3 separate regions of the Homo sapiens genome follow, and all the other regions are linked to region 2. A link is a loop called in an ENCODE intact Hi-C map of the cell type or tissue named here. Cell type or tissue: MCF 10A. All regions are shown on one strand.

Region 1 (8,000 bases), 460 kb after region 2:
ACCACGCTCCAGCCTGGGTGACAGAGCAAGACTCTGCCTTTTCTTTCTCAAAAATCCCTGGAGTCTGCCTTTGCTTCAGAAATTAGTTTATCCAGCTATACTTGATGGAAAACCCAGTGTTTCAGTAGCAGAAAGAGCTTTGTGGTGTAAGCCATTCTAGAATAAGTAGACAGGCTAGGGGTCTCTTCCGTGGGATGCCAGTTAGCTGTGTCCCAAAGACAGACCTCAAAGACTCCATCCCAGGGACACAATGCCTCTCCCGAAGCTAGGACTCTGGAATCAGGACACAGGTTGCTCTCTCTGGACATATTTCTCTAAGTAAACAAGTTGCTCTTCCTTAGAGTAGCTGTTGTGTTGCTGTATTCCCATCACATTCCCAGGGGTGTGAAATAGTAGACTCTCCAGTCTACTAGAGATGGGGCCATTTTCTCAGCAACACTTGCTTGTTATATCCTGTTAAAAAATCTTAACGTAGAAAAATGGGCAAAACATAAATGTATAACTCCATGAACAACTGCAAAGTGAAAACATATATAGTCAATATACATATTTTAAAAAATAAAACATTGTGGGCGGGCACGGTGGCTCACATCTGTAATCCCAGCACTTTGGGAGGCCGAGGCAGGCGGATCACCTAAGGTCGGAAGTTCGAGACCAGCCTGCCCAACATGGAGAAACCCTAACTCTACTAAAAATACAAAATTAGCCGGCATGGTGGCACATGCCTGTAATCCCAGCTACTCGGGAGGCTGAGGCAGGAGAATCGCTTGAACCCGGGAGGCAGAGGTTGCGGTGAGCGAAGATCACACCATTGCACTCCAGCCTGGGAAACAAGAGCGAAACTCCATCTCAAAAAAAAACATTGCCAACACACCAAAAGCCCCAAACAGTATCTGCTATCATTGCTATCATTACTTAAACACTGTGGTATAATTTTTCCAATTATTGAATTTTGATTTTTTAGTATATTCACAAGATTTTGCAGCCGTCACTATAATTTAGAGTATTTTTGTCCTCTGTCAAAGAACCCCCCCATACCCATTCGCTGCCACTTCATACTCCCCACATTCTGTCCCCACCCTAAAGACCTACTTTTTGTCTCCATAGATTTACCTTTTCTGGACACTTTATATAAATGCAATGAGTCTTTTGTGACTAGCTTCTTTAACAGCATAATGCTTCAAGGTTCATCCATGTTATCGAAAGTATGGATATGTCATATCTTTTTATTGCCAAATAACAGTCCATTGTGTGGCTGTACCAATATTTTATGTATTCATTCCTCAGCTGAGAGACATTTGGCTGGTTTTCACTTTCTCGCTATTAACAATAATGCAGCTCTGAACATTTGTGTACAATAAAAATAAATAGCATCCTACAATTAATATGGAAACAGCAGAAATTTATTTCTCATAATTCTGGAGGCTGAGAAGTTCCATATCAAGGATCTGATAGATTCAATGTCTGGTGAGGAAATGCTTCATAAATGGTTCATAAATGGTGCTTTCTTGCTGTGTCTTCATGGTGGAAGGGGTAAGGTCTTCCTGGGGCCTCATTTGTTTACGTATGTATTCATTTATATTTTTGGAGACCCAGCCTGCATCTGGTTTCCCCTTCTTCCTTGAATGTAAACCCTAGAAAGCTGGGCTTTCTTTTGAGAGCTTGGGAGATTTTTGTCTCAACTCAAAGAGACTAGAGGATGACCCATCTATTTTTTCATTAGTTTTAAACTCAGCTTTTTTACTTCCTGTAGAGTTTCAGAATTTGGCAAAAGTCTCAAGGCTCAAGCTGGTTGTCTGAAGCCTTTCAAACCCCCAGTTTTATCACCACATATGAGGTATGCATCCAAGTTTACTTATTTATTTTTTTTGCATGTGGATATTCAATTGTTCCAGCACCATTTGTTGAACTTTAAACATGCATTTAAAGGTGCGTATACATGCTGATTTGTCAAAGGGATAGACTGGGCTAGTTATTTACCTATATTTCTCAACTCTAAACCTTCCTTCTAAATCCTGCTCTGTGCTGCTGGGGCTGAGGCTCTACAAACTCTATGTCCTAGACTCCCTTGCCAGTTGGCTTTCTGTTACATCTGCCAATAAGAACTGTTAATAAGGGACTGATGTTGGGAGAAAAGCTGAGTGTTGGGAGAGAAGTTGAAGCAGGGCTTGGAACATGTCTGGGGCCCGAGGTCTAAACCCCCTCTTGGCCTTTGGAATGTGTCTGGACTTGCTGGCTCCTTGCTTCTAGCACTCCCATTATCTCAAGTAGCCATATGTGTCAAAGAACATGCTAAATCATCACAGCTGTAGCTCATTCACTTGATACACCGCTTCCCTTCAAACCCCACATCCTCACCACCTGTTTCTTTGTTTGATCACCAATAAATAGGGTGAGCTCCCAGAGCTTGGGGCCTTCGCAGCCTCCATACTAGCGTTGGCCCCCTGGTCCCACTTTCTCTCTTAACTTGTCTTTTCTCATTCCTTTGTCTCCACCGGACTTCGTCACCCCCATGACCTGGTGTTGGGTCCGATCACCCCAACAACTGGAATACGGAAGGGAATAAGAAGAGGATTCCTTCCTAATTGCTAGCTTCTGTTAGCAGTAGCTGATGCCATGGCCCCTGCTGCCAGCTCTCAATCTTCACCTGAGCCAGGTGGCACCCCTTTGAGAAATAGGGTACTACCCCTTCACCTCCTTCACCTGCCAATCTGGGCTTCCTCTGTGGAGGTCCCAACACCCACTGGTCTGTGTCCTCTTCTCAGAGGTCCCAGCACCAACCGCACCAGCCACAGGACTCCTCTTCTCGGTGGTACAACCAGCAGCTTCCAGGCCCAGCCACATATCCAGAGCTTGGGGATCAGGTATAGAGAGCCAATCCCCTGGGAACCCATGCATTAGTCCCAGGGGGCCTCTCCTCCAAGCGCCTACATTCTGGAAAAGCCTCAAGTTTCTACAGTCATGATACCTGGGAAACTCAGTGCTCCCTTTTGGATTTTTCTTAGCCCTTCAACACCTATGTAAATCTGCATGAAATTTCCACTGTTTGAATAGAGTGTCATTCCCTGCTGAGCCCTAACTGATACGCTGTGTTTCCAGTGTCCCTCATCCACTAGACTCAGTGGTGTCAGGAATGGTGTGGTATTTTGTTATAAATTTAACTCCTTAGATGGACACACAGAGAGCCTCGATAAATATTTTTAATCCATCAATGCAAGGAGTGTGGTTGTCAGAAGTCAGCTAAAAGTCCAAGTTTAAATCTAAGCTCCGCCGTTCACAGCTTGGGTGACCTCAGCTTCTTTTTTGGAAATGAAGTTCATATTTTCCGAGCACTTTTTCTGTGCCAGGTGCTTCCAAATGTATCTCGTTTAATCCTCACAACATACCTCAGAGGAAGACATCATTTTTACAAGTAAGGAAATAGAGGCTCAGAGAGATGAAGTGGTTGACCCGGGCTGTCTATCTTGTAAATGGTGGGCTGTGATTCCCACACGACTGGAGTTTCTGGAGTCAGAGGCTGCCTGGAGTCAGGGGCTGCCTGACTCCAGAAACCATTTTCTGTGCATTTCATGTAGCTCCACCTCAATTGCCTTCCTTTCCTCATCTGCAGACTGATTAAATAAAATGTATAATTTGGATGAAATTTGATAAATAATTCTGAATGCATTCTTTTTTAGAATAAATTATCTGCAGTTCAGTACTTTATTCTTACTAATAAATTCCAAGCAACACTCCTACTCACGGGCCTGGCCCTTCCCATGCATTTTCTTTTCTTGCTTTTTTTTTTTTTTTTTGAGATGGAGTCTCGCTCTGTCACCCATACTGAAGTGCAGTGGGGCCATCTCGGCTCACTGCAAGCTCTGCCTCCCAGGTTCAAACAATTCTCCTGCCTCAGCCTCCCGTGTAGCTGGGATTACAGGGATGTACTACCATGTCCGGCTAATTTTTGTATTTTTATTAGAGACAGGGTTTCACCATGTTGGCCAGGCTGGTCTCGAACTCCTGACCTCAAGTGATCTGTGCACCTCAGCCTCCCAAAGTGCTGGGATTACAGGCATGAGCCACCGCGCCCAGCCCCCATACGTTTTCTCGCTGGCCATGCTGTGCACCGTCTACTAAGTTGCCATGGCTGCCTGGCCATCTGACTTGTCACCCTCTCATCCCTGACCTGACCCCAGTGTGTCTGCTTTTGCAGGGCCAAGGGGTCAGATTCTTCTGCAGAGGACAGCCCTGTGAGGTCCAGGTTACGGACTCCTGCTCAAGCACATGTAGGATGCCAGCCTGATGGTGTCTGGGTCCTTCAGTAGTATTCATGGCAGCCTGCTGAACTCTGCCTTCCAAGATCCAGTTTATATTTTAGGGCCCCAATGTAAATGTTGCAAAGTCTTTCCCATTTCCCCTGCCTCAGAACAGCAGCATGGAAAGCCTAGAATGGAAAAAGAGAATGAGCCCAAACCCAGCAGCTCAGGCCAGGAGGCATGCCTGTTCCACATCACTCCACGTGGCTTTGTGTTTGTTGCCTCCACATCTGTTCCAACCCAGCTAGGCTGGTGCAGAAGGAGCCCAGGGGGTCCTGCTTATCACTGAATTCCTTTACTGATGCATTGTTTTAAAGAGAAAAAATCCCCATGAAAGGTCCACCACAGGAACTGGGGACCTCTCAATGATCCCAATAGGTAAGGAAGACTCATTTGCAGTGAGCTCCAGGGGACCTTTCTACAACTCACAGTGACCAGTGGGAATAGGACACACAAGGTGATGCCAAGCCTGGCACAACAGCTGAGTACCTTGACTCGTCCCAAATCCCAGAGTAAATGTAGGGCACCTGAGGCAGCTGCCAAGGGACAGATGTCCTTCAGAGCAGTTCTGGACAAGGCCCTCATTTATTTCTCTCTGTCACCTGCCCCTCTCTCTCTTTAAAAACCTAGGCATTTTGTCTTCTTTTCCTCATTTTTGTCCTACACAGGAACATGAGAGCCACCTGGTGGAAGGTTTTATTAGCATGGAGGACGAGGGAGAGTTTGGCAGCTTGGCAGAGCTGCAGGTTGTGGAGAAGCAGCTGAGACAACAGCCCTGAGAGAGGAGATCTGTGCTTCCCTGGAGCACAGGGCAGGTTGACACATCAGCTGCGGAACAGTATCTGGACCAGAAGCCTTTGCTCACTGTGAGAGACAGGCCGGGTCACTTACTTGCTCACCGCACATGGGGGCTGAGTGGTGGCTGTTACAGATCCATGGAGGCCAGTGGTTGAGGCTCTGAAGGGGACATGGCTGTCGCTGTGGGAGCAGGGAGCCAAGAAAACTGCTGAAGCAAGCAGCCTGCTTTCGGAGCCAAGCCCTGAGGGGCGGGTGTCGGGGCTTCCATTCCAGGGTCAAGTGAGAAACCTTCAGCCATCGGGGCGGGTGTCGGGGCTTCCATTCCAGGGTCAAGTGAGAAACCTTCAGCCATCGGGGCGGGTGTCGGGGCTTCCATTCCAGGGTCAAGTGAGAAACCTTCAGCCACTTGGCAGAGACTCCACCAATCCTGTGTTGAAGCCAGGCCCCAGCTGTGACAGCAAGGGGCCAAAGTCTTTTACCAAAAGGTAAAACAGGCTACCCAGATGGGACGGGTGTGGCCAAGCAGTGCTACCACCTTGGGCAAGACCCTTCTCCTAGCTGGGATTAGGTTTTCTCCTTTAAAATTCCACCCCTCCAGCAATCCTCAGTGATGGCCTGTTGTTTTCCTAATGCCAGTCCCAGGAAGCAAAGCTCAACAAAATCACCTGTTGTCAGGGATAGTGGAAGACGGAAAGATAAAGCACTGGCTTCCACAAAGTCACAGATGGTGGGTGGAGGTTCCCACAGAGAGTTCACGGGAATCCCCAGGCCGTCCTCAGGGCTTTAGTTTACTCCCTCCCTATAACTCAAGAAAATACAGGGGTTTCCAATAGAAATTTAAACCTAGTAGCCTAGAAGTATTCCTAAGGGACTGCAGATTGAGTAAAATGTAAAATATAATATACCCAACTTTTATTAATGTAAAAATGTATCAGTTGACCCAGTTATCCCCTCTCTTTCCTAAGGAGTGCCTCCCCAGTTAGGCGGACACAAAGGGTTCCATATTAGAAACTTGATTCACATTCCCCTTTCCTTTCTCAGCCACTCACACAGAAGGAAAGGCTAATTTTTAGGGCCCTGCCAGAGCCAAATGTCACTTTGTAGTCCCTGGTCTGGGCCGCCCAGAGCAGGCTTCCCCCAGCTCCCTGGTCTGAGCAGAACTTTAGCAAGAGGGGAAACTAGGAGAATCTAGTGAATATCTGAAATTACAATCTCTCATATAACCTATATATAATCATTAGAAACACCAGCACAACTATAAACCTTTCAAATTAGCAAAAGGAAAACACATACCCACATGAACTACAAAATAATCCCAATAGAAAAGATAGAAAGGGGAAACAAACTGAAATAAGAAACATATGAGTATTATTTAGGAGTATTACTCCAATAAATGTAAATGGAATAAACTTAGTTATTAAAAGAAAAGACTGCTGGACAAGATGGAGTAAATGCATTTTTTGCTATTCTTCTTGCTAAGTACACTTAAAAACCTTGGACATTATATGAAAAACAAGCAAAAGAAGACACTGAAAGGTGGAGAAAAGAAGGCAGACTGGCTAGGGCCCTCAGGACCCAAGGAACCGCATGGTGGTGTGTAACTTCCCTGCTCCAGCCAAATGCCATGAAAAAAAAACTGTGCCCTCATTCCCGCTCCTCACAGCAAAGAATGAGTGGGGAACCTAGACTTCCATCAGTTGCATGTCTTTTCCTCTCCTCACTGGGATGGTTTCAGAGGAAGCTGGATGGGGAACTGAGAATTTCACCACCTTCAAGCAATACTGAGCGCTCATCCCACTCTGCAGTGTCAGTGGAAGCAATGTGGGGAAGGGCAATGAAGTGCTCCTACTAGCCAGGGTGGTGTCAGCATGTCAGCAGAGGTCTCAGGGAGGCTGAGCTACCATCTTCACCTAGCACTAATGATACACCCTTCTGCACCTGGGTGTCAACACTGGCAAAGTGAGGAAACTGGATTTCCACCTTCACCAGGTACTAATGAGGCAGCTCCTCCTCTCCTATTCCTCACCATCATGGTGTCAAAAACGGCGTGATAAAATAGAAGACTTAGATAAATCCAGTCTCATAATAACCAAAATGTTTAGGATATAATACAAAGTTAGTTGTTATACCAAGAATCAGAAAAATCTTATATTTTTATATTTTTTGGAGACAGAGTCTCACTCTGTCACCCAGGCTGGAGTGCAGTGGCATGATCTCTGCTCACTGCAACCTCGATCTCCCAAGTTCAAGCGATTCTCCTGTCTCAGCCTTCTGAGTAGCTGGGATTACAGACGTACACTACCATGCCTGGCTAACTTTTTGTATTTTTAGTAGAGATGGGGTTTCACTATGTTGGCCAGGCTGTTCTCGAATTCCTGACCTCAAGTGATCCTCCTGCTTCGGCCTCCCAAAGTGCTGGGATTACAGGCGTGAGCCACCGCACCCAGCCAGAACCAGGAAAATATTAACTTGAATGAGAAAAGACAATTAATGATGCCAATATCAAAATGACACAGATGTTGGAATTATTTGACATTTTTTTAACTTTTTATTTTAAAATAATTATGGATTCATAGGAAGTTAGAAAAAAGATATAAAATGAGGTCCTGTGCAACCTGCAACCCTGCACTCTCATATCCCTAGTGATAGCATTTTGCATAACTGCAGTGTAATATCAAAACCAAAAAATTAACATTTGTACAACCCACAGTTTATTTGGACTTCACCAATTATGCATGAACCCATTTGTGCATGTGTGTCTGTGTGTGTGTGTATGCATAGTTCTATGCAATTTTATCACACGCATAGCTTTGGATACCTACCACCACAGTCAACAGCCAAAGCTGTTCCTTTGGCCACACCTTTATAGCCACACCTATAAAGTGGGGCTGGTCACCAGAAAGA
Region 2 (8,000 bases):
TGTATCTACATTTTAAGAGGATTACTTTTTCTCTAGGCAATGAGACTAGAAGCCCCAGTTACCCCAGGTCATCTTAATATCATCAGGGACTGACATAATTTTGCGGTTGGTCTTCAGTTCCTTTGAGGGCTGATCCCTTTTTAGTATCCCCAGGTCAAAATGATTTCAAATTCTGAGCTAACTTTTCTGGAATTCCGTCTCTTTTCCATAATTTCTCACTCACTTGTTTGCTTGCCAATGATGTCAAGATTTTCTGTTGTTCTTGAGGGAGAGCTGTTCTGATTCACTCAGTCTACCATTACCAAGCATGGAACCTATTTCATGACAGTTTGTTTCTTCATGTGTTTTGTGACTTTTGATTATAAAATCATGTTCCTAGTCACTATCTTTGAGAAATCGTTAAGGCCTCAGCTTAAACCTTTTGGAGAGAACTTATATTTGCTTATGCTAGATGCCAGGAAGCACAGTCAACTTCAGATCACTTTAAACTAAAATTTCTGGCTGAGAGCAGTGGCTCATGCCTGTAATCTCAGCACTTCGGGAGGCTGAGGCAGGTGGATCACCTGAAGTCAGGAGTTTGAGATTAGCCTGGCTAACATGGTGAAACCCCATCTCTACTAAAAATACAAAACTTAGCCGGGCATGTTGGTGGGTGGCAGTAATTCCAGCTACTTGGGAGACTGAGGCAGGAGAATTGCTTGAACCTGGGAGGTGGAGGTTGCAGTGAGCCAATGCGCTCTAGCCTGGGTGACAGAGCGAGACTCCGTCTCAGAAAACAAACAAACCCAGGCCGGGCACGGTGGCTTACACCTATAATCCCAGCACTTTGGGAGGCTGAGGCGGGGAGATCACGAGGTCAGGAGACTGAGACCATCCTGGCTAACATGGTGAAACCCCGTCTCTACTAAAAATACAAAAAAATTAGCCGGGCATGGTGGCGGGCGTCTGTAGTCCCAGCTACTCGGGAGGCTGAGGCAGGAGAATGGTGTGAACCCGGGAGGCAGAGCTTGCAGTGAGCCGAGATCACGCCACTGCACTCCAGCCTGGGTGACACAGTGAGACTCCATCTCAAAAAACAAACAAAAAACACCAAACCCAAAACTTTCTATTTGCGAGGGGGCTTCAATTTTCACAAAAAGTGTAGATTCTTGCCCTCTTCCTAGTCAAATAGGGACAGATGGTTAGGAATGTGTTAGGGGAATGTTTTATTTCTTTGCTTCTGTGCTCACCCACTGAAGGTATTGAGTTCTGGGATTTCTGACTTTATGCAGGGGTCTCTGGTCAGAACTCTTCCTCCAGCCCAGCTCCCCTCTTACTTTGGTCATTTGTACCCAGCATAGTTCAGTGTAACTGTGGTTCTAGGCGACTGGAAACCAGCAGAAGCCTTCAGGACAAAATTCAGCTCACTCATACAGGATTTTGATTCCAATGGAATTTCTGCCCTCTCATTGTTTTCCTTATTTTATTGCTATCTCAGTAGAACTTTAAATAAATAAATAAAGCTAAAATTATTTTATTTGCCATTTTTATATGTAATGATCTCGGAGGGATTCTTGAACAGATGTGGTCTACAGTCTACAGCTAACATGTAGCTGCCTGCTTTCACTGTGTTCACTCTTCAGATTAATAAAATGAAAAGCAATGCTGATAATAGTGGTTTCTTTTCTTTCTGCTTTCTCCAGTAATTAGCTTATGGGGGACACTCAGAGGACAGGATTTAGGATCAGCAGACCTGGGTCTGCCTCCCATCTCCACTGCTAAGAGTTGAATCAGTCCATGCAGGCCACTCCCCATCCTCAGCCTTTTCTTCTGTCAAATGAACAATATAATCCCCTAGTTTTAGGGAATTTTGAGGAATACATCAGATTACCAAATCGTGAGTTCCTTGAGCTGATAAAGAGTGAGCACTTACTGTGTGTAAGGCAACTTTCCTAAGTGCTAGGGATACAAAAGTGAACAAAACACACAAAAAATGTGTCTGTGTGTGTGTGGGGGTTGGTGTGGATGTCCACAGGCATACATGTGTGGTAGCAGACAATAATATAAGAAAAATAAAGTAAAATATATAGTGTTTTAGGTGGTAGTAATTCCTATGTCAAACAACAGCGCCGACGAAGTAGAGGGGATAGGAATGCGTGTGTATGCCTGTGTGGGCACGTTCGCTACCTCTGCATCCCAGGCACCTAGACACGATCTGGCTCAGAGGGGAAGCTCAAAGAATGTTTGATGGATGAATTAACACTCATAGGACACTTACTACCATGCCTGGCGAATAACAGTAGCTTTTGGTTTTAGAATGGATGCAGTTGCTATTGGGCTCCCCTCTTTATGTCCAGTTGATGCAAGTAGGTTAGGGGGTCTCTAGAGGCTCACAAAGCTGTGCTTGGCTCAGAAGTTATCCAGATAAAAACTAGTATAGGAATCCAACTCCCCTCCTCCCTCCATCTTTCACCCCTGCAAATCTGGTGAGCTCCATGAAGCTTTCCTCCCCAGGTGACGTTGTTGCTGCTGTACTTAAGGGACAGCACAGGCCACCTGGGTGTGGGACAGAGCTGACACCTTCCTGTCTGGGCTCTTCCAGCCTTCACTCTAGAACGAAGCGGGAAGCCTCAGGTCCAAGGGGAGAGCCGCCGCAAAGGCCGCGTTGAACGCCGAGGTGCACGCGCAGGTACTGGCTAAGTGCGCGCCAGGGTGCTCGGGAGGGGGCGGGTGCGGGCCGCACTGCCGGGCGGGGTGCGCGAGTGAGGAGGGCGGGGTGCGCGAGAGAGGAGGGCGGGGTGCGCGAGTGAGGAGGGCGGGGTGCGCGAGTGAGGAGGGCGGGGTGCGCGAGTGAGGAGGGCGGGGGAGTGCGCGAGTGAGGAGGGCGGGGTGCGCGAGTGAGGAGGGCGGGGTGCGCGAGTGAGGAGGGCGGGGTGCGCGAGTGAGGAGGGCGGGGTGCGCGAGTGAGGAGGGCGGGGGAGTGCGCGAGTGAGGAGGGCGGGGGAGTGCGCGAGTGAGGAGGGCGGGGTGCGCGAGTGAGGAGGGAGGGGTGCGCGAGTGAGGAGGGCGGGGGAGTGCGCGAGTGAGGAGGGCGGGGGAGTGCGCGAGTGAGGAGGGCGGGGGAGTGCGCGAGTGAGGAGGGCGGGGGAGTGCGCGAGTGAGGAGGGCGGGGGAGTGCGCGAGTGAGGAGGGCGGGGGAGTGCGCGAGTGAGGAGGGAGGGGTGCGCGAGTGAGGAGGGCGGGGGAGTGCGCGAGAGAGGAGGGCGGGGTGCGCGAGTGAGGAGGGCGGGGGAGTGCGCGAGTGAGGAGGGCGGGGTGCGCGAGTGAGGAGGGCGGGGGAGTGCGCGAGTGAGGAGGGCGGGGGAGTGCGCGAGTGAGGAGGGCGGGGGAGTGCGCGAGTGAGGAGGGCGGGGGAGTGCGCGAGTGAGGAGGGAGGGGTGCGCGAGTGAGGAGGGCGGGGGAGTGCGCGAGTGAGGAGGGCGGGGGAGTGCGCGAGTGAGGAGGGCGGGGTGCGCGAGAGAGGAGGGCGGGGTGCGCGAGTGAGGAGGGCGGGGGAGTGCGCGAGTGAGGAGGGCGGGGTGCGCGAGTGAGGAGGGCGGGGGAGTGCGCGAGTGAGGAGGGCGGGGGAGTGCGCGAGTGAGGAGGGCGGGGTGCGCGAGTGAGGAGGGCGGGGGAGTGCGCGAGTGAGGAGGGCGGGGGAGTGCGCGAGTGAGGAGGGCGGGGTGCGCGAGTGAGGAGGGCGGGGGAGTGCGCGAGTGAGGAGGGCGGGGGAGTGCGCGAGTGAGGAGGGCGGGGTGCGCGAGAGAGGAGGGCGGGGTGCGCGAGTGAGGAGGGCGGGGGAGTGCGCGAGTGAGGAGGGCGGGGTGCGCGAGAGAGGAGGGCGGGGTGCGCGAGTGAGGAGGGCGGGGGAGTGCGCGAGTGAGGAGGGCGGGGTGCGCGAGTGAGGAGGGCGGGGGAGTGCGCGAGTGAGGAGGGCGGGGTGCGCGAGTGAGGAGGGCGGGGTGCGCGAGTGAGGAGGGCGGGGGAGTGCGCGAGTGAGGAGGGCGGGGGAGTGCGCGAGTGAGGAGGGCGGGGGAGTGCGCGAGTGAGGAGGGCGGGGGAGTGCGCGAGTGAGGAGGGAGGGGTGCGCGAGTGAGGAGGGCGGGGGAGTGCGCGAGTGAGGAGGGCGGGGTGCGCGAGTGAGGAGGGCGGGGTGCGCGAGAGAGGAGGGCGGGGTGCGCGAGTGAGGAGGGCGGGGGAGTGCGCGAGTGAGGAGGGCGGGGTGCGCGAGAGAGGAGGGCGGGGTGCGCGAGTGAGGAGGGCGGGGGAGTGCGCGAGTGAGGAGGGCGGGGTGCGCGAGTGAGGAGGGCGGGGGAGTGCGCGAGTGAGGAGGGCGGGGGAGTGCGCGAGTGAGGAGGGCGGGGGAGTGCGCGAGTGAGGAGGGCGGGGGAGTGCGCGAGTGAGGAGGGAGGGGTGCGCGAGTGAGGAGGGCGGGGGAGTGCGCGAGTGAGGAGGGCGGGGGAGTGCGCGAGTGAGGAGGGCGGGGGAGTGCGCGAGTGAGGAGGGCGGGGGAGTGCGCGAGTGAGGAGGGCGGGGTGCGCGAGTGAGGAGGGCGGGGTGCGCGAGTGAGGAGGGCGGGGTGCGCGAGTGAGGAGGGCGGGGTGCGCGAGTGAGGAGGGCGGGGGAGTGCGCGAGTGAGGAGGGCGGGGGAGTGCGCGAGTGAGGAGGGCGGGGGAGTGCGCGAGTGAGGAGGGCGGGGTGCGCGAGTGAGGAGGGCGGGGTGCGCGAGTGAGGAGGGCGGGGTGCGCGAGTGAGGAGGGCGGGGTGCGCGAGCGAGGGCGTCCGGCCGGCAGGTGGCACTGTGGCGTCGCCGTGGGCCGAGCCTGGCGAAGCGCTGCTCGCCCGAGATCGCGCAGCTTGGTGAGTGGCAGCGCCTGGCTTTATACTCGCGTCTCGGACACCGATGGTCATCTTCCCACGTCCGTGACTCAGTGGCCTTCCAATGCAGGCTGCGGCCTCTCAGCCCAGAAGGCCCTGGGTTCTGGTACAGGCCTTCCTTGTGGCAGACGGAAGGAAGGCTGACAAAGGGAGTTCACCGGGTTTGCCTGACTTGCCACGCTCTTCTCTCTCCGTGCCAACTTTAACCTGGGAAGCCACACATACCTCTAGGGCCTCTGATATCTTCAGTGTCCCCAAGGCCCATGCTGCTCAGAGCCTCACGTGGCCGCAAACCCAGGTGCCAGTACTTGAGAGTTGCACCTTGAGCGGGAACTGCAGAGGGTTTTAATGGCACCAGCTCCAAACATTTCGCCCACAGCGTCTGCAGTCCTCCACTGCGGAAGGCAGAATAAACGCCCCAAGGGTGTCCACATCCTACTCCCCAGAGCCTGTGAATTTGTCCCCTTACATGGCAAAAGGGAATTACAGTTGCGGATGGAATTAAGGTAGATTAATTGCACACACAGACAGAAACACGCATTTTTGTGTGTTTTGTTCACTGTCGTATCCCTAGCACTTAGGAAAGTTGCCTTACACACAGTAAGTGCTCAGTTAATCTTTATTGACTCAAGGAACTCACAGTTTAGTAATCCGATTTATTCCTCAAAATTCCCTAAAACTAGGGGATTATATTCTCCATCTGACAGAAGAAAAGGCTGAGGATGGGGAGCTTAATGGGTAAGGAGATTAGCCTGGGTCACCCAGGTGGGCCCAATGCAATCACCTGTCCTTATAAGGAAGAGAGGCGAGAGAAAGAAAGAGAGAGAACAGAGAACAGAGAAGGCCGACAGCACCAGGAGGTCTCAGCCCGGTTTTTCTGGCTTTGGGGATGGAGGACGGGCCACGGAACAGGGCGGCCTCTGCCTAGCAGCTGGAAAAGGTAAGGGACTAGGTTCTCCCAACGAACCTCCGGAAAGAAACGCAGCCCTGCCAGCAGCTTCATTTCAGCTCAGTGAGACCTCTTTTTACTCTTTCGACCTCCAGGACTGTAAGATCATAAACGTGTGTTGTTGGAAGCCAGCAAGTTTGTGGTAATTTGTCACAGCAGTCGTGGGCCCACTAAGACACCTGTCGTGGGCCTCGTGTCCAGAGGCCTCAGCTGAAATGCACTGGGGGCCTGGTGGTGTGTGTTAGGTCCACTTGGCTTGCTGTGTTGTTCAAGTCCTCTCATTTCCTTTCTTATCTTCTGTCTGGTTGTTCTTTCCATTATTGAAAGTGGGGGACTGAGGTCTCCGACGATTATTGTAGAACTACTTTTCCCTCCAATTCGCTCCCTTTCTGCTTTGCATATTCTGTTAAGTGCTAAATGTTTATAACTACTTATTCTTGCTGTATTGAATCTCTTCTCAATATATAATGTTCTTTGTCTCTTGTAACCTTGGACAAGATACAGACTACTTAGACTATTGAAAATCCTGACAGTGTATTTGAAACATGCACGTGGACATGGTTTTATTTTTCTCAGTTACTGCTTTCAACTGTGTGCTGATTGAAACTCCTTTCCCCTGGATAGAAGACCTATTAAAATAACCCAACTTTATTCACTAACTTGTCAACTACTTTTGGTCAGTCAGAATTTTGTCTTTGGCCAGAGTTAATCAGCTAACCCGTTGTCCCCAGATCATCAGTGCAGCTTCACCTGGGTACTTCTTATAAATGCAAATTCTCAGGCCCTGCCCCAGAAACTCTGGAGGTGGCCCTGCAGTCTGTGTTTAAGAAGCCCTCCAGGGGATCCTCAGGTGTGATAAACTTTGAGAATCAGCGGTAACCCATCTGCAGAGGTATTTCTATTATTTCAGTAATTATATTTTTAAAATTTTACTTTCTGGAAATACTTTTTAAAATTTACCTATTTTTTCATGTATCTTGATTCTTTTTTTCTGTTTTTATTTCTCATTTTAGGTCTTTAGTAATTTTAAGCCAATTTATCTTGTAGGCTCTGTTTTGATCATTCTACTGGCTTTCCATCCCTGAAGTTTATTGACTTGGAGTTGCCAGTGTTTTGTAATTTGGGATTGTGAGCTGGTCTTAATGGGGACTTCATCTATTGGAATCTTCTGTACCTTACATGAGAGTGGGTGCCTCCAGAGTGCTTTTGGGTTTGCTTCAGCCAGGTGCTTGGCGTTATCACCAGCCCAGGACTGCTTTGCATACCAATGTTTTGACCTGGGGATTTTCTGGCCCATGCATGTCATATACAGCCTAATCCCATCACATGAGTATGGGCCTGTGATGACAAATTGATAGGAGAATCATTTTCCCTACTCAGAGCCCAGGCCAGGTCTAATATCCCTGACATAACTGCCAGTGGGGGAACTTTCTCTAGATGATGATTACTGAGAGTGCATCCTGCCCTTGAAGGACCCCTCATTTATGAGTGTTGTGGGGCAGGTCCAAGGCTTCCTCTCCAATTCCTCACAGCATTAAAACCCAAGTCCCTAGGCCAGGGATGGTGGCACACGCCTGTAATCCTGGCACTTTGGGAGGCCAAGTTGGGTGGATCACATGAGGCCAGGAGTTCAAGACCAGCCTGGTCAACATGGCAAAACCCCATTTCTACTAAAAATAAATATAAAAACTAGCCAGGCATAGTGATGCACATCTGTAATCCCAGCTACTCGGGAGGCTGAAGCATGAGAATCACTTGAACCCGGGAGGTGGAGGTTGCAGTGAGCTGAGATTGTGCCACTGCACTCCAACCTGGGTGGCAGAGTGAGACTCTGTCTCGAAAAGCAAAACAAAACAATCCAAGCCCCTGAGTTAGTGAGAGGATGCCAGCCCTGGTGGGTGGGGAGATCATGAAGTTGTATACCTAATTGTTGGTTCCCAGTTCATCTTTTGGCCTTTACTTTCTGTTGAACTCTGCATTTAGAGTCTGTTCTATTGCACCAAGCAATTCTGAGCATATTGCGGTGGGTGTTGCCTTTCAGGTTACCTAGTTTCTCATATTGCTGTAAATAGAAGTCCCCTGATAGCTCATTTTGAAACGTCAATCTCTCTTCCCTTCTCCACCTAGTGCAGGCTAAACCTAGTGTTTCCATAGA
Region 3 (8,000 bases), 230 kb after region 2:
GCCTTCCAACTCATTACAGAGTATGGCTTTTCTATCTTTCACATCTAACAAGATCACACCTGTCACCTTCCCTATTCAGCTATACCTGAGACATACCAGGATGCCTGTCTAGGCCTGGAGGGCTCATCACACTGTGAGCTGAACAGTGATCTTAGCTTATACACTTGCCCTCACTGGGGTGAGCCAAGACATGCAGCACGCAAGATCCAGTTGCCCAGTTTGCTGACCCAGAGTTCTTATGCCCCAACGTGTATAAGGATGACCATCTTTCAACAATCTCAGTGGAACAACGACAACAAAAAAGAACATGTACTTTCATTCATTCAAAAATATTAGACACTTTCCAAGTGCCAGGTAACGGACCACAAGGAAAAGACCTCAAATCACTGCCAGCTTGGGAGAAGAGATGAACACTGACACAGATAATGATAAAAGAGGTTTCTAAACTCTGCTCTAGAGCCATGTTTTCCTAGTTTGCTCATAGATATCTGACCATCTTCCGTCAGCAACCCTGCTTGTTGCCTAATGGTGGTGTCTCCCCAAAAGAAACCCATCCTGTCTTCTCTGCATGCCTGCAGGCCACCCCCACACCCTTTTGCCTACAGAGATGCTCCCTTGGCCAACTCCCACGTGGAGTTGGATCAGCTAAAGTCACCCATGTCCTTTGGAGGATCCGCTGCCTGGCGCTCATGTGTTCTGGAACTTTGGGCTAGCGGGGCCCTCTCTGATCACCCACATGTGACTTCCCCCGTCAGTGGAGGGGGGGCATCCTTACCAATCTTCCATTGTATTTATTCTTAAACCTACTGATGTCAGTGACACTTGTTATTTCAATTCATACATGTGGCTACATGTTGGGTTAACCAACGAAATATGGGGACAAACACCAAGTTGTTGTTCTCATGAAAACAGATTTAGCCAGTAGCTAAGATAGACTGCTGTCCAACTGGGTGTGGGCAAGACAACTGTGAAAGATGAATAAATCATAAAAATCTGCTCCAAGGCTGCTTCACAAGTCTTTTACAATCCTTTTTATGTGTATACAAACACACACACACACATGCACATATAAAAGAAACTAGATTCAAACTCTTATTATAGGCATGCTTTGTGTGAGGAAAGTGTATTAGTCCATTTTCACACTGCTATAAAGTGTTTCACACTTGAAACTGGGCAATTTTTAAAGGAAAGAGGTTTAACTGACTCACAGTTCTGCCAGGGAGACCTCAGGAAACTTACAATCATGGCAGAAGGTGAAGGGGAAGCAAAGACCTACTTCAAATGGTGGCAGGGGAGAGAAGCACAAGCAAGGAAAATGCCAGATGCTTACAAACCCATCAGATCTTGTGAGAACTCTCTCACTGTCACAAGAACAGGACAGAGGAAACCACCCTCATGATCCAATCACCTCCCAGCGGGTCCCTCCCTCGACACATTGGATTACAATTCAAAATGAGATTTGGGTGGGGACACAGCCAAACCATATCAGAAGGTGACATGGAAGTCCAATTGGCAGACACCCGTCCTCAAAGAAGAGGCTTTCCCTCTCCATTACAAAATTGTTGAAAAAAACTAATGTTTTTATAGCTTAAGTTAAAACAAAATGTCTAAGGCACTTACATATAATGTCTTGTTATTTCTCCACTTGAATCAATTTTTTGCTTAATTGCTCAAGTGACCAACTAGAGTCATTTCTGAAAAGGGAGTGTCTGCATCGCCACCTAGGTATAGATGGCCATATTTTCGCGTGGTCTGGACTGCTATCAACCTCAGACCCTCCTGACTGGAGGCCCACAGGCTCTTCCAACTCACCCTATTTTCTCAGGGCAGCAGAAACTGGTGCAAAGCGAGCATTTGGTAAAAATATTTATTGAACGAATTATCTGTTTAATAGCAAAGAAAGTGCCAAAAAAATACCGGACAACTCATATCCATGACAAGTGTGTTGATCTGGCGTGGTGGCAGACTGCTTGGCAGAATGGCAAAAGTCACCTCTCGTTAGATTCAGTCTCGTCCTCATGCCTCAGTGTCAGGTATCTATCCAATTAGGGTTAAAGGAAGACTGAAGAAATTATCAGACAAATATGGCCAGTGAGAACAGTTTAGCTATATTCTTTTTTTTTTTTTTTCCTGAGATGGAGTCTTGCTCAGTCACCCAGGCTGGAGTGCAGTGGCAGAATCTCGGATCACTGCAACCTCTGCCTCCCGCGTTCAAGCTATTCTCCTGCCTCAGCCTCCCGAATAGCTGGGACTAGAGGCACGCGCCAGCACGCCTGGCTAATTTTTGTATTTTTAGTAGAGACAGGGTTTCACCATGTTGGCCAGGATGGTCTCAACCTCTTGACCTTGTGATCCGCCCGCCTCGGCCTCCCAAAGTGCTGGGATTACAGGCGTCAGCCACTGCTTAATGGTCACTTTGTTGAATAAAGTGAGTTCTATTTTTTCAATGCAATTACTCAGCTTTTTACTTTACTTTTGGGTGAGCAACAGAAAATGTTTACTTATACACAAGTGCATGAGAAAGCAATCTCCATTCAGCTTTAAAAAAATCCTGTTACAAATAAAAAAGATTTTAAAAATATATTCATCCTTGGCACCAAAAAAATTCTTTTTACTTTCACTCTCAGTATGAATTCTTTTTTTGAGGTTCATTTTCTTTAACTGTATTTCACAGTGGTAAAAACACTTCACATGAGAGCTGCCCTCTGAAGTTTTTAAGCTTACAATACAGTATTGCGGACTACAATTGCAATGCTGTTCAGCAGCTCTCCTGAGCTCCACTGAAACTCGATGCTTACTGACGAGCAGCTCCCCCTTCCTCCTCCCTCCAGCCCCTGGCAATACAAGCCCACTCTTTGATTCTATGAATTTGACTATCTTAGATGCCTTATGTAAGTGGAATCCTGCAGTATTTTTCCTTCTGCAACTAGCTTATTTCATTTAGCATAAAGTAACGGATTAAGTTTTAAAATATATATGAAGCTCCTACAACTCAATAGCAAAAAAACTAACAACCCAGTTAAAAATGGGCTAAAGACTTGAGAAGACGTTTCTCTAAAGAAGACATACAAATGGCCAGCAGGCACGTGAAAAGATGCCCAACGTCACTAATCATCAGAGAAACACAAATCAAAACCCTGATGAGATACCACCTTACACCTCTCATGATGTTTACTATGAAAATACAAAACATGACAAATGTCTGTGAGAATGCAGAGAAATTAAAACCCCTGCATGGCGTTGGTAAGAATGCAAAATGGTATAGATGCTATGAAAAAAACAGTATGGAGGTTCCTCAAAAAATTAAAAATAAAACTACTGCATGATCCAACAATTCTATTTCAAAATATTTACGCAAAAAAATTGAAACCAGAATCTCCAAGAGACATCACTCCCACGTTCAGTTACAGCATTATTCACAATAGCCAAGATATGAACCCAACCTAAACAGCCACTGATAGATGGATCAATAAAATGTAGTCTATACATACAATGAAATATTATTCAGTCTTAAAAAAAGAAATTCTGCGATATGCAACAACATGGGTGAACCTTAAGGACTTTATGTTAGGTGAAATCAGCTTTTTATTTTCTTCTACCTGGTAGCTTTTTCTTTCTCTATTTCATGTTAACTGTTAAAGGAACTGACTGGTTTTTCAAGTATGCTTAGCAAAGGACATTAAAAGTCAACTATCTTAAATTTGACTTAGGGTTTGATTTTCTTTCTTTAAATAAAACTGGTGAGAGAGTTTTTAAATGAGCAGGTCTTCTGAAAGTTTTGATGGATTTCAATGAACTCCGCCAAATGTACAGAGGTTATAGAAATAAAATGTCTCATGAAAAAAGTGGCTCCAGCTGCCACCTCATGGTGTAACCATTGCATGTGGACCAGGTCAAATTGCTATCTCCAGCCTTGGCAGGCATGGTCTTAATCAGCATTAACAATGTCTCTTCATAAGGGTCACAACTCACAGACCCTGGAGTCCTAGTCTGAGTCACAGACTAGAGTCTCTACTTGGAACATGATCTTGCACTTGGAAGCAACGAGGCAAATGCAAGGCCTTCATTGTATCAACGATGTGAAACATTCAGGAATGTAAGCCTAAGAGAAAGGAACGTTTTGCCTCTTTAAGAACATGCATAGTTTCAGGAAGCCACAGGGTCTGGAACCATGAGCTGCGTTCTGGGGAAAATCATCTGGGAACTTACACAGAGGTTGCACTTGCCTGGGTCACTGCCCCTCAAATACCCCACTCAGAAAACCCGTTTCTCCTGGAATGGCCCCCCAGTAAAGAGGGTCTCATCAGCTGCAGTGTCAAACGTTACAAAATTTGCACATTCACCAAATGGATACAGCATTATCTTACTTTGAGAAATATTCAAGTCCCTTAAGAAAACAACTCTCCCTGTAGGCATTCTCTAAAACCTCTTTCCCTACCTTGGCCAGGATCAGAGGCATCTCCCACCTCAGGTAATGAGAACTTTTCAAACCTGGGGCACAAGTCGATGGAGGATCAACACATGAATTAAGTATTCTAACCGTGCACTTGGACAAGCTGCTCCCATTCTCCCTGGCTGGGATCTCCTGGGCAGCTACCAGAAGGGTTTTTCAAACATGGATGTTGCTTGGAAAACCACAATGGGAGGAGACTCAAGCCCTGGGAGGATGGTCTCCTCATTTATGGAAGAAAATTTCATGAGCTTTCTCAGTAGACAACTTGGTTATCAAATGAAAGGGGCTCCTTCTTCCCACAGGGCCTCTTCTCCTGGCCAGAGAACCTGGTGATTGAGGAGACACACAGGATGGTTACAAAAGCGCTTGGAAAAGATGGCTGTGCTGTTGGCAACTCCATATTCCTCACAGGGATGTGGCCAACCGAAGCACACCACGTCCAGTGAGCGTTTCACTCTGCCGGCCGAGAGGACTTCCCCAAGGAATGTTCCAGTCAGCAAAATCAGCCGAGTGGGATTCTTGGGTTTCTGGAGTTTGTCTCTAATATAGATCACGCTTGATCTCCTTTAAAATGTTTACATGCCAAGCGGCTCATCACTTTACAGTTTGATTAACCAGCATTAGACCGGGAGGAGCCTTGATACTTGAGGCTGACATCAACTACTGTCTAGGCTATTTTTAGTTTAAATTAAAGATTACTTTGACTGAGAAACTCATATTAGTTTAAGTTTATGTCCCAGGGCATTTATTATTTCTGGCAACATTATATTTAACGAAAACGTGTGGCATTAAGTATGCCCAGTAATTTTAACTTTCAGTGACTGTGGGGCTGAGGGCACAGATGGGCCTTGTGTCTCACGTGGCCCAGCTTTATCAGACACAGTCATAACTTCATGGCCTTGACTTGATTTTATCTTAAAATAACATGCTGCTCTGTATTTGTTTTGGGAGACACAAAGCACACCGTGCGGCGAGTTCTGAGAGGATTCCCACAGCACTCGACCCCTCCTGGCTTCCGAATCTCGCAGGACATGAGTAGGTGTTCTAGACGGAACCTCTGCCACTCTGGAAGCTTCAGCTTTACCTGGCTCTGACCGTACCTGTCTCTCAGAAGCTTTGGGATTTTGATGTCAGGTGTAGGCGTCAGGTCCGGCCTCACCTCAAAGTAGTCTTGGCTGAGTCTGTGGAATGAATCCCCGGAGTGGGATGAAGAGCTTGGGCTCCCGTGAACACAGCCTCTCCATGGAAGGCTGACTCCAGCCCTACTTTCATAGCCCTGTGGGGATACTGCCTGGCAATTCCTATTCAATAGATGCTTATTGACTTTGCAGTAACTGGAATGGCCCATGGCAGTTTCTAAGAAATAGTGGGCAGATGTGTATTTGTTATTGCTAATCAACATAACAATAATTAACAGGCCAGCTCTGCACCAGAGGGGAAATTCTCCAGTCAGTACTTCTTGCCAAGGACCAGATTGTGCCCCCAGTCTTGAGCTACTCAGAAATGCTACCTACAAGATTAAATGCCACTAGGGGATAACAGGCTGCACTCATTTACAGGTAGAAGAACAGGGTCAATTTCCATGATCATCAATAACCCCCTTTACGGAGAACAAAACAAATAGGCAGCAATAGCATCAAAAGCCTCTCACTGCGGAGAAGGTATTTGTTTGTGTTTTGTACAGAAAAATGAGCCCACCAGCTTTCAGGGATTCAGCAATAAGGCGAACCCCAGAGTAGACTGGGGGTCGCCATAGATTTAGCTGTACTTCAAATGCACATAGTACCATGTCAGTAAGAATCATCCTAAAACAGTACAAACTTCGGAATCACCAATGGATAAATAATGACCAATATAGTGTTGGTGTTCAGTGTATTTTTCTAGAATAGACAACATCATAGCAGGTAAATATGGATAACACTCATACAATACACACAGCCTCTCTAAGCTAACCAGAGGACTGAAGTGACAAGCAAGTACTCAATTCTTGAATCTATATACATGGGATTTTGATGTAAGGTGCATGAGTCAGGTACAGCCTTCAGTCAAAGTAGCCTTGCCTGGGTTTGTGTAGACATATATACGTACATGTAAGTGTAGGTATATACCTGTCCTATATACCTATATATAACTATATAGTTATATATATGTTATATATATAACTATCTATATGTGTATATATGTGTATATATAACTATATAGTTATATATACACATATAGTTATATATATGCACATATACACATTATATGTGTATATATATGCACATATACACATTATATGTGTATATATATGCACATATACACATTATATGTGTATATATATGCACATATACACATTATATGTGTATATATATGCACATATACACATTATATGTGTATATATATGCACATATACACATTATATGTGTATATATATGCACATATACACATTATATGTGTATATATATGCACATATACACATTATATGTGTATATATATGCACATATACACATTATATGTGTATATATATGCACATATACACATTATATATAGGCACATATACACATATATATACATATGCACATATACACAGTATATATGCACACATACACATTATATATATGTGTATAACTATATATAGTTATATATCTGTGTATATATATAACTATATGTATATATATGTGTATATAGAACTATATATGTATATGTGTATATATATAACTATATATGTATATATTTGTGTATATATATAACTATATATGTATATATATGTGTATATATAACTATATATGTATATATGTGTATATATAACTATATATGTATATATATGTGTATATATAACTATATATGTATATATATGTGTATACATATAACTATATAGTTCTATATAGTTCTCTATAGGTATATAGGACAGGTATATACCTACACTTACACGTACGTACATATATACACACATACATCTCCATACATTTACAAGATTCACATCAAGTAGGCTTTTAACTTTTACCAAAAATTCAACTTATTGAGACAGATAAAGAGAGACAGAGAGAATGAAGCACGGGAGATTCTGTCCCCTATTCCAGTCAGCAAGCGTGTGTTTGCTTGTGCACACTGACACCCTGAGAGTGTGTGAGATAAAGCCATGTATCCACCCTTCTCTTGGGGTTTCTTGCTGCAAGCACCACCCCATGCTGAGGGTGACTCTGGTGCTTCATGATCCACATTTTTTTTTATACAACATGGGCAGGAGGTGTGGAGTCTTAATATTTGAAATCTAAATTTTATAATTTTAATTAATAGACAGGGTCTCACTCTATCACCCAAGCTGGAGTGCAGTGGCATGATCACAGTTCACTGCAGCCTCAAACTCCTGGCCTCAAGTGATCCTCCTGTCTCAGCTTCCCAAGTAGCTGGGATTACAGGTGCACGCCACCACGCTTGGCTAGTGAAGTTTAAATTCTATCTGATGCTCTAAGAAATGGCTGCTGTTTCCAACAGTGGCAGGAAATCTGGGTATGAAGGATGTAGACAGACACAGTTGAATATGGTAGCTCCTAGGAAGTTTTCA

Evidence for each region. Hi-C counts contacts between places; a loop is a spot of excess contacts. Peaks named below come from ENCODE experiments on the same cell type or tissue, not always from the same donor. Only the 100,000 strongest peaks of a DNase experiment are listed, where the experiment ranks them.
Region 1: a loop joins it to region 2, with 16 times the contacts of the local background. A loop is called at or near these places in 10 of 110 quality-filtered maps.
Region 3: a loop joins it to region 2, with 13 times the contacts of the local background. A loop is called at or near these places in 5 of 110 quality-filtered maps.

Annotation. Positions count from the first base shown.
Region 1 is chr15:100,378,991-100,386,990 of GRCh38, forward strand. The region is part of intron 1 of CERS3-AS1 (CERS3 antisense RNA 1); the gene reads left to right. Among named protein-coding and RNA genes, the nearest start is that of CERS3-AS1, 10 kb to the left of the region's middle. In MCF 10A, a CTCF peak has its summit at 4,965 (motif pointing left); no DNase peak of the experiment used is centred here.
Region 2 is chr15:99,923,681-99,931,680 of GRCh38, forward strand. No RefSeq gene overlaps it. Among named protein-coding and RNA genes, the nearest start is that of LYSMD4, 190 kb to the left of the region's middle. RefSeq lists an enhancer at 4,684-4,978 and a silencer at 4,700-4,759. In MCF 10A, a CTCF peak has its summit at 4,817 (motif pointing right); a DNase peak (open chromatin) is centred at 4,851.
Region 3 is chr15:100,155,775-100,163,774 of GRCh38, forward strand. The region is part of intron 8 of ADAMTS17 (ADAM metallopeptidase with thrombospondin type 1 motif 17); the gene reads right to left. Among named protein-coding and RNA genes, the nearest start is that of ADAMTS17, 180 kb to the right of the region's middle. In MCF 10A, a CTCF peak has its summit at 3,854; no DNase peak of the experiment used is centred here.